Linked DNA regions of Mus musculus: region 1 is linked to region 2. A link is a loop called in an ENCODE intact Hi-C map of the cell type or tissue named here. Cell type or tissue: left cerebral cortex. All regions are shown on one strand.

Region 1 (8,000 bases), 54 kb after region 2:
CTGAATCCTGAACTAACGCATGGAGAGCCATGTACTCGCAGGAGAATGGAGTCATTTCCCCTGCCCAAAGCACAGCTTACCTAAAATTGCCTCTCCTGCTTTGGTTTTGGTCTTTGCTTTTCCCAAGAATAAGCTTCCACTGGTTCACATTTTAAACAAGGTGGCTGAGTTGCCAAATCCTCTCATTGTTAACACTTTCTTACCCTGCAGGAACCACACAAGGAACAACTTTCCCTGAGTGTCTTTCTTCTCAGTAAGATGTGGGAAATGGTACACACTAAGGCCCCATATAAGGTCATAAATATACTCTATACCATGAGAACTCTGGGAAGGTGTGGAGAGGCAGTCCCAGACATAAGGGTCCAAGTTGGAAGGCTGTTTCCTTGGGATGTATCTCCAAGCAAGACAGCTGCATAAACTTACTTGGAAAAAGAAAAGCTAAGGTTTTACTTTTCTAGTTTTGATGAAACTGACCCAATTCATAGTTATTCAAAGTTTCTCTGAGCACTTCCAGTTTGCAATTTGTTTTTTTGTTTGTTTGTTTGTTTGTTTATTGGGTTATTTTTGTAATTGGAAATGCTTTTTTTAAAAAATCTTTCTCTAACAAAATGAATGTCAAAATAGCCCAATCATACTCACAGGAGGTAGAGGATTGGAGGGACTTGGGAGGAAGAGAGGAGGGGAAGGGGACAAAAGGGGGGCAGGATTAGGTCTGGGAGGAGGTGGGATGACATACAGAGGGTTAGGAATTTGAACAGAGATGTGTAGCAATGGAGGGTTGAGGAACTGGCACCGGAAAGTCCCAGATGCCAGGAAAGCAAGAGGCTTCCAGGACTCAACGGGGCATGAGATTATCTGAAATGCCCAACAAAGGGGAGGGGAACCTGTCAAGACCATATCCAGAGGTTACTCAAGGCCCCTGTGTAGGGGATGGGGCCACCCACTCATCTCCAAATTTTTTAACCCAGAATTGCTCCTGTCTAAAGGAAATCTGGGGACAAAGTGTGGAGCAGAGACTGAAGGAAAGGCCATCCAGAGACTGTCCCACCTGGGGATCCATCCCATATACAGACATCAAACTCAGATACTATTGCAGATGCCAAGAAGTACTTGCAGACAGGAGCCTGATATAGCTGTCTCCTGAGAGGCTCTGCCAATGCCTGACAAATACAGAGGCGGATGCTCGCAGTCATCCATTGGGCTGAGCATGGGGACCCCAATGGAAGAGTTGGGGAAGTGACTGAAGGAGCTGAAAGGGTTTGCAACCCCATAGAAGAACAACAGTATCAACCAACCAGACTCCCAGAGATCCCAGGGACTAAACCACCCACCAACCAAAGAGTACACATGGTGGGACCCATGGCTCCAGCTGCATATGTAGCAGAGGATGGCCTTATCTGGCATCAATGGGAAGAGAGGCCCTTGGGGAGGTAGGAGGCAGGAGTGGGTGGGTGGGGAACACCCTCATAGAAGCAGGGGGGAGATAGAATAGGGGGGTTGTGGAGGGAAAACTGCGAAAGGGGATAACATTTGAAATGTAAATAAATAAAATAGCCAATAGAAAAACAAACAAACAAACAAACAAACAATCCAAAGACTGCATGGATACACTCTAAAGTCAACACTTATCTTGTTTGGAACTCAAGGTGGTGCACAGGATTTGCTGGAGGAGGCAGAAGCAGGAGGATCACCAGTGTGCAATTTGTATGCAAAGAAGGACCAGACTATCTTGAAGATTGGATACACCAAATGCAAACTCATCCATGGATAGGTACTGCCCATATGAGTACCTCAGTCAAATGGAGAGAGTAACTGCTATGAGAGGTGGATAATACTTCCTCCTCAGTAGAGAACAGTAACAATTTTGGGTTCCATTACATATGAGGGCATAACATGTGGTGGAGTTCTCTGTGAACTACCAGACTGGACACACCTGTAGGTGAAGAGAAAAACCCGTTAAAATAGAGGGCAGAAATCTACCTTCCAAAGACAGAGAACTTCTGCGATGCTGAGATTTAGGGCCACAGCAATCACTGAGCCAAATCCCAATCCGTATGGATCCTAGTAACAAGGGAAGAAGACCCTAATTAATTCAATGCATTGATAGTTGGGTCATTTTCAAGAGCCCTATACTGTAGGTTCCTTGGTAGCAGACTCAACAGTGGGTCCCTTAATAGTTACACTCTGTGGGGGCAAGGTTTGTGGAAACTTCATGAGATAACACAAACAACTTGTGTTAGATTCTGTTGCTCACCAGTCTTTATAATCACCTAAAAGTGGCCCTGCTGCTTGGCTTGGCTGGAGGATCCAATGGCTTGAAAAAGCCCAGCTGAAGGTGTATATTGCCTTCTGGCTGCAATGCTGAATCTAACACGGAAGCTAGAGAAATATGTGGGCCAGTGCTCTGCACCAGGGGCTCACTTCAGCATGACAGACAGTACTCACTCTTGTCAGCAGTGTGTGCTCAGTGGTACCCAAAGTGCTTGGGAGTTATAGAGAGTGACTTTAAGACAGGAAATATGCCCGTGCAGTGGTAGCAGATAAGATCACACCAGTCCTTTAAGCTAAGAGAAAGGTCAGCACGCTAGAACTACCTTAAAGAAAGTCAGAACTCACTAGGTTGAACTTGATGTATAGACCACCCCCCCATAATAGAAAGTTACCAAAGGACTCATTTCACAAGTCATGAGGGATGACAGTGGGCCTGTGACCAAGACATACTATGGAACTGCTGTATAATCATGCAGGAGCAGGGCTCATTCAGTTGCGAATTCCTAAAGCAGGCTTTACAGACCTGTGCACACTGTATGAAGAGTGAACCAAGCCTTGAGATGTCTTAACTGAAAGCCTTCAACAAGACAAGCTAATAGCAACTCCACAACCACCCAACTGCAATTCCAAAACTACAAGTCAAAACGGACAGGTTCCTCAAGCAAGGGCAGAGACACGACTGCAATTCATCATGTATGAATACAGCCAATATAATACTAGACACAGAGCTGGGCAGAGGTGGTGCATGCCTTTAATCCCAGCACTTGGGAGGCAGAGGCAGGTAGATTTCTGAGTTTGAGGCTAGCCTGGTCTATAGGGTGAGTTCCAGGACAGCTAGGGCTACACAGAGAAACCCTGTCTCAAAAAAACCAAAATAAATAAATAAATACTAGACACCGAATGCCTGATTGTCCCTGGAGGTTTAAACCAGCCCTTGATAGTTCACCATATCAGCTCCCTGAGGGGAGGGGGGGATTAGATATGATGTTAACTGCCCTCTAATATGTTGTGAAAATGGTCTATCAGGATTTAGGCATGTTGGAGGGAATTATTCTTAAAGAGATATATACAATATTATGACAGTCACACCTCCCTGAGGTAATCTTTTCCTGTCTGTCACAACTGATTTAACCTTGCTTTTCTAGTGTGAGGAATTACAATTGCTGTGGTATCTAGTAACACAGCAACATACCTGGTGCCTTGTGTCAGAGACGCACAAGAGGCATCAACCTTTGAAGGGAAACATGGGACACATGTCCGTGTCTGAAGTAGTCGTGGAGACCTTGTCCTTGTAAAGGTCTCTGACTGTAGTAATTGATGCCCATGTGGGAAATAGATTGCTGGCCGCTTCCTTTCTTTGAAGATGGTGATATGGAGAAGGAGGCTAAGAGATAAGAGGCAGAGAATGACCATTTGAACTTAGTTAATACAGCCTGGAGTATTGAAAGCCTCCTCATTCTGATTATGCCTGTGACTGCATTGTAAGTGCTGTGTGGATCCTTTCCTTTCCAGCAGCCATGGCCAAGAACTAAATAAAACATCCAAACACCCACAGAGTCTTCCTCATCCTTTCTTTGCTCTTTTGAAACATAGACTCGAAGGTTTCTGAAGCCTTAGAATAGTTGATAGCCAGGCAGACAGAAGCCAAGGAGAAATAAGGAATAAGAGATGATACCGGAATAAATTCCGTGATCAGGATGCAAGCTGGGGGGGAGATCTTAGAGTCACCTAACTAAACTAATTCTGACTCTAGTTTTTCCTGTGACAATGGGGCCCATGGATTTCTGGGGCCTGTTGGGGAAGGCACCAATGTATTCTGGCCTATTTCACAGAGTAGGTGGAAGCCTCATACGAGCACTCTTGCAGAGAACATCTTAGGACACGAGGTCAGAGAACGGTTGTTCCCCCCACCCCTTTACCTTGGAGCCTGGCACTCCATCCCAAGCTGATTGGGATGGGCATCATGGTGTCCAAAAATGAACTGTGTAGCATGGACCAAAAAAAAAAAAAAAAAAAGGCACCTATTGGAAGAGCAGGGAGTGAAGCCATTAACTGGTCAGCTCCATCGTGCAACAAGCATGAAAACAAAAGCCCCAACTTTCCTATACTCAACTGTCAGTGTGGTAAAACCAAACAGCAGACTGAAAAGATATGGAGAGGAGAGAGAGAGGAGAGAGAGGAGAGAGAAGAGAAAGAGAGAGAGAGAGAGAGAGAGAGAGAGAGAGAGAGAGAGAGAATGGAATTAGTGTTTTCTCAGATTTACTTTAGGTGTCTAGAAAGTTGACCTGTAAACAGAGTTGGTTTTCTGCAAGTTAAATAATCCTGGTTAAAGGCTGCCTGAGTGATTCTAACCTCAGGTCAGAAGTTGAATCCACAGCACTACATCACTATTCATTAGTTCCTTTACGCATACATTAGTCTGCATTTGTTACATTTCCATTGTTGTGGTAAAATACCATAAGCAAAAGGAACTTGTGGAATTTATTTCTGATTATGGTTCAGAGGAGGAGTTCCCAAGGATGGAAGGAGGAGTGGCAACGGAAATTCGGAGCAGGAAGCTACAAGATCGAGTCTTCAAAGCAAACAGAGAGGAGGTAACTGGAAGTTGGGCAAGGCTATAAGCTCGCAAAGCCCGTGATTTGCATCCTCCAGCAAGGTTTCACTGCCTAACGTTTTTATAATTTCCCCCAAATGGTGCTATCAACTGGAAACCAAGTAATCAAATATCTGTGGTCAGAGGATTTTTGTCGTTCTTACTTAAGGGTAAGATGAGGTGTCTTACATCTGCTGCCAGCACTAGATAAAAATTATAGTTTGAATATGAAATCCCTCACAGATTTTTATGCACGGGGTTCCGTTGTCTCCTGGTGGGATTTTAAAAAGTGGATCCTAAAGGTTCTGCCTAGTCAATGAAGTGATCCCATTCATCATGGAGTCATACATACTATGATGGCATTATTGGGAGAAAGTCACCTTGTCCTTTGCTCTTTCCCGGCTTCCCAGTTGTTACAAGGTGAACTGTGTTGCTCCATCCATGATCCCCATGGTCCTGCCCAGAAGCAATGAAGCCATTTAACCTCAAAACAAAATCCTGTAAACTATGAACCAGAACAAACCTTCCTCCTTTTGGATGACGTGGGTGATGTAATTTCCTAGGGTCACTGTGAGCAAATACCACAAATCAAACAGCTTCCACAGCAGAGAACGTCTTCTCCACGCTCTGGAAGCTGGTGGGTCATCCAGTCAGTGTGTCTGGAGAGCCAGGCTCATTCTCAATGATCTGAGCAACAATTCCCGCCCACTCCCTGTTATTTCTGTTTGCTGGCAATGTATGATTGACCTTCACTCGAGATTTCTTCACTCCAACTTGTCTCTCCGTTGATCCTGTGACTTCCTCCCTAGATTTCTTTGTCTTCAGACCTCAATGATAGCAGTGCCAGGGCCCACTCATTAAATGATCTCGCTTTAACTTGATTTCTCCCCTGAAGACCTTACTCCAGTTTCCATCACACGCACAGGTGCTGAGGGGGTGGAGCGGGGTTTAGATGAATTTGGATATACATAATTCAGCTGAAAGCATGTGACAGGATGCTTACTGGGTGCCATCAGCACAAACCTTCAGGCCTAACTGCTGAGAACCTATGGGTTAGAAATTGTAGTGTAACCCAGAGCTTGTGGGGGAGGGGAAGGGTGAAGCAAGAGGATCATGAGTTCAGAGACAGCTCGGGGAGCACAGGGAGACCCTGTTTCAGGACTACCTAGCCTACTGACTAAGCCAACGCCAGGGCTATAGCTTGGCGGGAGAGTGATTGGCTACAATTTGTGAGGTCTTGTATTTTATCCCCAGAACTGGTAAATGCATCATTACATGTTAACTTTAAAAGTGTTTTACTCTCTCTGGCTCTTTGGCTCTCTGTGCGTGTGTGTGTGGGGGGGGGGGGGGGGGGAGGTCCTGTCTATCTTCTTGTGTTGCTGGGGGCTAATCCTATACACACAGACGCACAGACACACAGAACACACAGACACACACACACAGCGACATGCATGCTTTCTACATTTGTAGAAGGCTCCTCCAGGGTGTGCCTCATTCTTGCAATGTAAAATGACATTCTTTGTATTTCCAGTATGTCCAGCAAGAGGCAAAGGACCTGAGAGGCAAAACCAAAACCACCAGGCCAAAAAATGCAAGTACTGTTGTAGGCAGGGAAATGCCAGGAGGGGGGTGCTGCCTGGAGCACAAATGTGCTCTAAGGAAATACAGTCCTAATTCCAAGCTGCTTCTAAGCGGCTGGTTTCCCAAGAGAGTCACCAATGTGCTCCGCAGGAGGTGGAGGGGAGGGCCAGATCCTAAGGTTCTCAGTAATTGCATTTCACAACTAGACAAGATAACTGGACAATTCAAGGTTTCAAGGTGGGTGTTTATGTTGTGTAAGACACCATGAATTAAAGACAGAATTGTGAATTGTTTTGTAAAATGACATTTACACGATGGAAGAATGTAAACAACCAATTCTTAAAGGAGCATTGCCAAGCCGAAGAAAGGAAAAGGTCAGTAGACGTAAACCTTCACTTTGTGGACCTCCTTGTCCTCGCACTCCCTCTCTTTGTTGTAGTAGAAGAAAGTATTGTCCCTCCGCTGAAGTTTCTTCACGTACCCTGTCTCTGGCCATCGGTCGACCTGCACCGGGAGGAGGAGAGGACCGATGAATTCCACGCTAGTATGATTTTACGTCACGTTTCACCGTCTGACAATTTGCATCAAAAATTAAAATCCGAGATTAAGTTTTAAAGTCCTTGCCCTCTTGGAGCGTGGAGTACACGCGTAACACAAACTCAGTTTCCAACTTAATCTGGAGAGCTCGTACTAAATTGAGTGCTTCTCTCTAGAGTCGAGATTTAAGGTTTTAGTGTCTACGTTATAGCCAAGACTGAGGACATGTGACAAATAAATCAAAATTCATTGTTCTTATGTTTCTAAGTGATTCAAAACACTGTCATTTCTAAAATAACAAACCCAAGGAGACACTGGGAGGAGTCCAGGGCCCTTGCTCAAACACCTATGTCGATCACAGGCTTCAGAGGCAGGGACTAAATCAGTGGCTCTCTGCCTGTGGGTCGGGACCCCTTTCACAGGGGGTCACATGTCAGATATCCTGAACATCTATATTTACATCACAACCCATAACAGCAAAATTATAGTTATTAAGTAGCAATGAAAATAATTTTATGCTTGGAGTCACCACAGCATGAGGAACTTTTAAAGGGTCTCAGCGTTAGCAAGGTTGAGAGCCACTGGACTAGAGGAAGGTACTCTCCTTGAAGAGGCAGCAATGCACTTCCAACCAAGCTTCAAGTTCAACACTGAGCCCAATTATTGATGGACACTTGAAACCATAAATACAGTCTTGAACAACCCCTTTCTTCTCCCTGCTACTCTTTGTTGTGTTTCTCTGTGTGTTTGATCTCTCACGTGCCGTGATTTGTATGTTCGCTTTACTTTTTCTCCAGTTTCAGTGTTCTGCTTTCTCAGCCAGGTCGATGTGTGGTGGCTGTGCTGTGTGGGTTTGTTTCGGTGTTTCATGGAATTTGCTGTTGGTGCCACACCGCTCAAGGATGATCTTGAACTCCTGACCTTCTTGCCTCTGCCAGGGGATTATAAGACATTGACCGACATGCCTAGTTTATGTGATGCTGGGAATAGAACCCAGGGCAGGGCAGGTTCTCGCATG
Region 2 (8,000 bases):
GTCTCAAAAACACAAAGTAGGAACTTGCCTAAGTGTACTAGGAGAGTGCTTTAGCATTGAGCACCTATCCTAAGACTCACGCAGGTTGCTTACAAGATCTAAATACCTGTGGCCAAAAAATGCAAAAGCTTTGTCACGGATGATGGGCAACAGGGCAGTCACAACTTCCTCAGCTATCTGGTAGATGTCATTTGAGAAAGGTTCTTCAAATCGGGTTTCTCTCCCAGCCAGTCTTACAGCATGCACTGGAAGTTAACAGACAGGTTACACACAAACAGAGAAGATGGTTAACAGGTTAACTCAGACAAATGGATGGAAAAGCCTTAGCCCTATATTACACAATGCGACCAATTTCAAAGAAGCAAATCGTAGTGCTCTAACTTGGCATGGGGTCTGTGAGGCCAAGCTTGCTTGTCAGCTGGATTGGATCTGGGGTCCAGTAAGAGACACACTTCTGACATCTATGAGAGCATCAGATGCTACATCCCTGTTTCACTTCCTGCTCTGACTTTGTTCAACAGTGGTCTGTGATCAGAAAGTGTAAGCCAGATAAACTCTCCCGCCCCCTCAGTTGCTTTGGGTCATGTGTTTTATCACATAAACAGAAATCAAACTAAACAGGCTCCATCTCAAGTAAACAAAAGTATAACAATAATGTCTTTAAGATCCACTCGTACACAAATCATAGGGCTTTCTTCTTTTAGTGAATGGACAATTTGAGGTCTGCAGTAAGTACTGGGGGAGCCATAAGTAAAGGATTTAGAATTCTTGAGGGGACAGAGGCAAGCTGAGAAGACACTTCCAAGAAGACACCTTCCTTATAAGGGTAAAATGTCAGAAGAAAGAAATGGCTGGGGCAGAAATTCTATAGAAACGAAATATCAAACCATTAAGAAGACTATAGAACCAGCAACCTACAGAAACAAGGTGCCAATGTTTTCTCTAAACTGCACTTCACTGTATCAACACAAGAGGACACTCCTGAACTAAGAAACGGAGCTAGCAACTGGTTCCATCCCGAGGATGCAGAAGTGGCAGATCAGAGTCTCTGGCCAGTGAAAATACTCAATAAAGCTCTCATGGAGGAGGCAGGAGGGACAGGGGAGCAATGCCCCAAAGCAAATTAACTCCAAAAAGAAATGAAAAAATAATCACAGTAATCTGGAAATTTAAAGTTCTGACTAGGGGCTGGAGAGATGGCTCAGTGGTTAAGAGCACCGACTGCTCTTCCAGAGGTCCCGAGTTCAAATCCCAGCAACCACATGGTGGCTCACAACCATCCGTAATGGGATCTGATGGCCTCTTCTGGTGGGTCTGAAGACAATGACAATGAAATAATAAATAAATAATGAATAAAATCTTTAAAAAAAAAACAAGATAGAATAAAATTCTGACTAGAAACATCCAAATGATTGGATGAAGACTGCCAGGAAATAAAATGAATAAAAATACAAAAGTTATTTCAAAACTGAAAAAAAAAAAACCAAACCTAACCTCTCCCTGTGATAAACAGGGCAAAGTATGTATGGACCCAGAAAAGAGAAAGGAAAGGACTCGGAAAAGAAAACAAGGCTGCAAAGGGCCTGGAGCGCTGGCTGCCTGGATTCCCAGCACCCACACAATGGCTCACAACCATCAGTAACTCCTGTCCAACAACTTCTTCAGCTCTCCACCGGCATCTCACAGACATGGTGCCCAGATAAAACACTAACATTCAAAAAATAAAAACAGAAAAGAAACCTTAAACAACAACAATCAGAAAACATCTAAGAAAAGTAAGAGAACTTCCCTGTGAAAGAACTCAGATGCTCAGAGGGTAAGGGCCCCTTCTGTCTGATGACTTGACTGTGATGACTCCTGAAAGGTGTTCTCTGACCTCCACATAGGCTCTGCATCCACCACCCCCAAATAGTATTAAAAGTTAAAACAAACAAAATGAGCCTTCTTCAATAACTGCATCTCATCCAAAATCAGGTTTCTAGTGACTGGGAAAACTGACTCATGATAATTAAGTTAAAACATTAGAATCTAGGAGCTAGGGATATAGTTCAGTTAGCAAGGTGCTTGATGTGTTGTGCTAGGGAGGCAGGAAGCGAGAGTCCATGGGACTCGCTGTATACCAACCAGCCTAGCATTATCAGTGAGCTTGAGGTCCTGGTGAGGGACCCTGAGAAAAGAGGCAGACAGTTTCTGAGGGATAACCCAGAGGTTGACTTCTGGCCTAAACACACACACACACACACACACACAGAGAGAGAGAGAGAGAGAGAGAGAGAGAGAGAGAGAGAGAGAGAGAGAGAGAGAGCACATTTGAGAATTAAAGATAGAAAATATTTAAAACTTCAAATGAATACATCGTTTATAAGAGAGAACCAATCAGGGTGGTATTGGGCTTGCTGACAAATTTGAAACAAGACAACAGCAAATCAAATCTTGGCAGGGGCTCAAGAGGGTACAGACAGTAGTAACCTATGTCCTCTGTGAGAATGGCTCTACAGATGCAGAGATTTGTCTAGTCTAAAGTACTGTACTAAACGAAGGGCTCCTGTTCTTTTTCATTCTTTCTTTATTTGGGGGTGGTTACGGTTTTGAGAAAAGACATTTAGATGGTGGCATGCCACAAAACCAAGTTCTATGTTGTAATAGAAGAGTTTCAGGGAACACCAAGGGATTCATAAAAGATTGGGAAAGCTCTACCAAAATATGGTGTGATGGCAAATTTTGGTTGTCAACTTGACACACCTAGAAAGAATAATCTGAGTCATGACTTTCATCAGACTGCCCTATGGGGCATTTCAATGAAACATTTTCTTTTCTTTTCTTTTCTTTTCTTTTCTCTTTTCTTTTCTTTTCTTTTCTTTCTTTCTTTTCTTTCTTCCTCTTCCTTCCTTCCTTCCTTGTTTCCTTCCTTCCTTCCTTCCTTCCTTCCTTCCTTTCCTTCCTTCCTTCCTTCCTTTCCTTCCTTCCTTCCTTCCTTCCTTCCTTCCTTTCTTTTTTCTGAGACACGGTTTCTCTGTGTAATCCTGTCTGTCTTGGTACTCACTCTAGCCCAGACTGGCCATGAACTCAGAAATCCACCCACCTCTGCCTCCCAAGTGCTGGGATTAAAGGCGTATGCCACCACTGCGCAGAGAAACATTTTCTTGATTGCTAATTAGCATAGAACGATTCAGCCCACTCTGGGCAGTTCCATTCTTAGGCAGATGAGCCTGGGGTATAGAAGAAAGGTAGCTAAACATGGGCCTTAGAAGAGCTCCATAAGTTTCTGCTTAAAATACCTGTCTTGGCTTCCCTCAGTGATAGACTATAGACTCCTGTATGCTAACACAAACCCTTTTCTCTTCAAGTTGTCTTTGGTCACTGTGTTTATCACAGCAACAGGAAGCAAACTGGAACAGGTGAAAACAAGAAAAAAATCACAGGTTGTATTTAACATCTGACAAGGTACCTTTGGAGACAGAAGCTTCAAACATTTCTGAAATGGACTCTTAGTGGTTCTAAAGGCTGAATGCTACATAGCAATTGCCTTTAAACTGAAATGTTCCATCCTGGATAGGAACATCGTGGGGCTCCTTAAGTCTAAGGAAGTCAATGGAACTTTCATGGCTAAAAAGGTCAGCAATTCACAAGTCTCAGAAAGTTCCTTAAACTTACATGGCCTTTCCCAAAGATTATATAACCATTTCCCATTGCTGGAGAGAAGAGACTTTTGAACTAAAAGAGTTGCCTGTAAGCCACACAGGGAGCGCCAGAGATGCAGCTATCACAAGCTATAGTCTATGCTGGGATGAGCACCTGGGAATGTGTTGACCTTTGAGTCATTCATAATCTGGCAAGGATCCTCTCACTCAGAGTCTTGTAAATAACACCCCCCCCAAAACAACTCACTAGCACATTATGTTAGGATTGAGTGGAGTTCTGTGGTGGTCTGACAAATCTTGAACAAAAAGACATTTACTGAAATCTTTCCAGAGAAAGTCACAAGCCACCAAGATTCTCAGTTAATAAACAGCCCCAGTTACAAATGTCTATTCACTACATTTCCTTCTGTAAAATGGAAACACAGTGTGTGTAAGATGTAAAAAAAAAAAAGAAAAAAAGAAAAGAGAGAGAGAGAGAGAGAGAGAGAGATGATAACACTATTAAGAAAGATTTCGCACGCCAAATGGAGAAAAAGACAAACTTGATGATGTAGATCTTATAGCTATATAGTAAAATTCACACTCGATACAGAGAATGCACATATCACGCTAGCAGTCACAGAATATCTGTGAACACTGATAATGGTTAAAGGAAAAGTCACAGACAATTCTACACAGTAAAGGCAGAATCACCAGTCTCTGAGAACAAAGCAAACTATCTGGGAACCACCAGTGTGAGCATCACTATGCTTCTAAAGCTCCTCTAGCCAGTTTAACAGACAGACAGACAGACAGACAGACAGACAGACAGACAGACCAAACAAACAAACAAACAAACAAACACATCATTGCTCACTTCCAAACAAGCTGTTCACTGTTGGATGAAAAGGGAAAGACAAAATAAGCCATAGAGTTTTAAAAAACAAGGATGGGAAAATATTGGGTAATGCTAGGGTGTGTGTGTGTGTGTGTGTGTGTGTGTGTGTGTGTGTAGCTGGGCATGTGCACATGAGTGCAGGTCTGTGTGGAGGCCAGGAGAGGGCGCCGGATCTCACAGAACCAGACACAGATTGACTGCAGCAGGGCTCTTAACCACTTAGTCTTTCCAGCCCTGTATGGGTGTTTTTGTTTGTTTATTCATTGCCACTTAAAAGTTGTTTTAATGGGCTGGAGAGATGGCTCTGACTGCTCATCAAGAGGTCCTGAGTTCAATTCCCAGCAGCCACATGGTGATTCACAACCATCTGTAATGGGATCTGATGCCCTCTTCTGGTGTGTCTGAAGATAGCTACAGTGTACTCATGTAAATAAAATAAATAAATCTTTTTTAAGAAATTGTTATAATGAAGATCTCTCTATTGGTTACACATCAGTGTATTCTGGAGAACATAGCTGTGGTTTAAGAGAACTGATTTTCAAATGCATCACATGCAGTTGCTATAAACTGGAGAATAGTGGAGGTGGTAATGATCATGGAAAAGAAGTCTAGGCCAAACACCTCCTGAGGCAGTTCAGACAGTGAAGACTGAGAGCCAATATGTCATTTTCCAAGACTTTCCAGCTTGTTAGAACCAGTTTTATGATTTGGGATAAGCCTGAATTTATAACAGTAAATAATTCATCTGCCATTCATTTGAGAAACTATTAATTTGTAAAACTTAAGCCAAGAAAAGCAGGTCAGATTATGAAGATAACTCACCTTAAGGGAGGGAAGGAGAGGGAGAGGGAGAGGGGACAGGGGAGAGGGGAGAGGGAGAGGGGAGAGAGGAGAGGGGAGAGGGAGAGGGAGAGAGGACACATTAGCTGCATTAGAAAGCTACATTAAGGATCTTTAAATGAATTTGTTTTGTGTTTTCTCAGAAGTATGGTGAAACTCCTGTGATACCCAAACACAGGAATCTGAGACAGGAGGACCACAAATTGGAAGCGATCTGGCCACCTAGGAAGACTATCTTGCAAGTAACTAATCACGCCTGACCATAGATAGCATTTAGTTATCAGTAATGTTTGGATGCTAGCTCATCTTTCGTTTTTGTTTTTGTTTTTAAGTAAAGCTTTAAATAATTTATATGGCTACCCCATCTTTAAAGAGACAGAGCTTAGGTGGGCACAGCAGTGTATCCCTATGACCCAAGTACTTGGGAGACTGAAAGAAGAAGATCTTGAGTTTGAGGCCAGTCTAGGCTACATAGCAAGACCCCTTTTTATTTTTTTTAAATAAAATAAAATAGTAGAATTTAACTCCTTATCTTTAGTGTCTTTTTCTCCAAAGAGCATGGAAAGATGAGGGAAAGTAACTTTTCAGAGTCTCCGTGCTGAGCAATCAAGTTCATACCACCTGTAATAGTCCTTGTCAGCCCAAGTGCATTCACTAAAGAGCAATAAGAGTGTCCTTCTTTCTAAAAATCCTACAGTCTTAGTCTATTAAAATAACGTCAGAAAAACCCAAACACAAGACATTCTACAAAACATGCAACTGGAACTGGTCAAAACTTGCCTAGGGCCTTGGGCAATGGAAGCAAAATAATCCTAAGTTCAAAACCAGCTCGATCTTTTGAGATCTGTCAAGATAATCAAAAACAAGGGACCCCTGAGGGCTGGCCATAGACTAAAGATGGCTGAGGAGGGGTGAGAGCTAAGTAATGCGGTAGCCTGTATGAGACAGAAAGAGAACATGGCGGGCGGTATTTGCTGCTCTCTGATTCTGTGATAAAATGCCACGAGGAAACATGACTTATGGAAGAGGGAGTTTATCATGGTTTACAGTTCTCGAGGAATAAGAATCCACCATGGCGAGGAAGCATGGCAGGAAGCTGAGATGACATTTTTAACTGTAAGCTTGAAGCAGGGATAGCAATGTGGAAGGTAGCCTAGGCTTTAAACTCTCAAACCCCACATCCAGTGCCTTGTTCCGCTCAGCAAGGCCACACCTCCTATACTTCCCCCAACAGTGCCAACCAACTTCGGACCAAGTGTTCAAGTGCTCCAGTCTATGGGAACATCTGTCATTTAAACCACCACAGGGGAAGCCAATCAAATCTGAACTCACCTGACCATGGCATTTAGTTACAGTGATGTTTGCATGTTAGCTCATTAGTTGTAATGGAAGTACTGTAATAATAGTACACACTGTTCAGAAGTGGGGGAACAAGGTGAGGAGCTAAGAGGACACACCGCACTGCTTCTGCAGCTTTTATTCTCTGGAGCAGGAGAGATGACTTACAGTCAAAAGCACTTGCTGCTCTTGCAGACGACCCAGGTTTAGTTCCTAACACCACATTGTGGCTCACAACAGTCTGTAACTCTGCTTCCAGAGACCTGATGCCCTCTTTTAGGTTCCATGAGAACTGTATGCACATGGTGTACATACATACATGCAGGCAAACACTTATACGCATTAAAGATAAAAAGGTCTTCTGAAAGTTACATTTGAAATAAAAATTAGAGTTCCTAGTCAAAAATATTTTTTAAAAAAACTAAACATGTCAAAATGTAATATGTGAATTGCCTGATAATTTGTCTAGTGATTCCCTGTGACCATCTTCTGCTTGCGGCCATTAAGGACTTTCTAACAAGTCCTTGCTGATTTCTGAACTGACAAGACTAGTTTACATCCCACCGTCTGTGCAAATGTGGTCCAGCCATTCCACTCTCCTATATTTACCTAATGGGCTCCAAGTTTACCCATCACAGAGATATTCACACAGCAATGTATTTTTTGGCACCAATCACAACGCATGGGGATTCTAAGTGTTCACCAAACGAACAGATAATCAAACGTGGTCTCTTCACGCCATGGAAACATTTTCAGCCATAAAGGAGGAAGTCATAGTGTTTGGAAAAATGGATATAACTAGAGATAATCATATTAAATGAATGAAGCTAACCTTTGTTTTATACAGATACATAAAGTCATATATACATGACTAGAAAGCAGAAGTAAAATTGCCAACCAGGACAGAAGTGACCAATGAGGGCAGAAAAAGAAGGATCGAGGATATAAAAAAGAATATGCATGACATACAAAATAAACTTGTATGACAATGTGAAAAGTAAGTTACTTAGGAAGAAAAAAGTGTGTAGTAGATCAACATGTATTTTTTTAAAAAGGAAACACAGGATGAATTATGCAGCTGCACACAGATGAGCAGCTGAGGACATGAGGACTTACTCAGAAGGAGGGGAAGTACGTGAGTCTGTGGGAAGTCCAGTTTCCTCCTCTATTTATGCTGCATCAGTGGTTTAATACAATGCAGAATTGTGCATGCATGTGCGTATGCATGGGTGTCTCTGTGCGCATGCGTGTGTGTGTGTGTGTGTGTGTGTGTGTGTGTGTGTGCGTGTGTGCGCGTGCGTGTG

Evidence for each region. Peaks named below come from ENCODE experiments on the same cell type or tissue, not always from the same donor. Only the 100,000 strongest peaks of a DNase experiment are listed, where the experiment ranks them.
Region 1: a loop joins it to region 2, with 4 times the contacts of the local background. A loop is called at or near these places in 23 of 42 quality-filtered maps.

The regions. Positions count from the first base shown.
Region 1 is chr2:3,402,375-3,410,374 of GRCm38, forward strand. It overlaps Meig1 (meiosis expressed gene 1), which reads right to left. Exons shown (of 3, transcript NM_001355207.1): 3 at 6,669-6,949. The coding sequence ends at 6,821. It overlaps Gm39750 (a long non-coding RNA gene), which reads right to left and starts at 6,163. Exons shown (of 3, transcript XR_865936.1): 1 at 5,245-6,163; 2 at 3,464-3,655; 3 at 1,542-1,933. In left cerebral cortex, no CTCF peak of the experiment used is centred here; a DNase peak (open chromatin) is centred at 3,808.
Region 2 is chr2:3,348,135-3,356,134 of GRCm38, forward strand. It overlaps Olah (oleoyl-ACP hydrolase), which reads right to left. Exons shown (of 8, transcript NM_145921.1): 4 at 107-245. Among named protein-coding and RNA genes, the nearest start is that of Olah, 14 kb to the right of the region's middle. In left cerebral cortex, a CTCF peak has its summit at 966; a DNase peak (open chromatin) is centred at 978.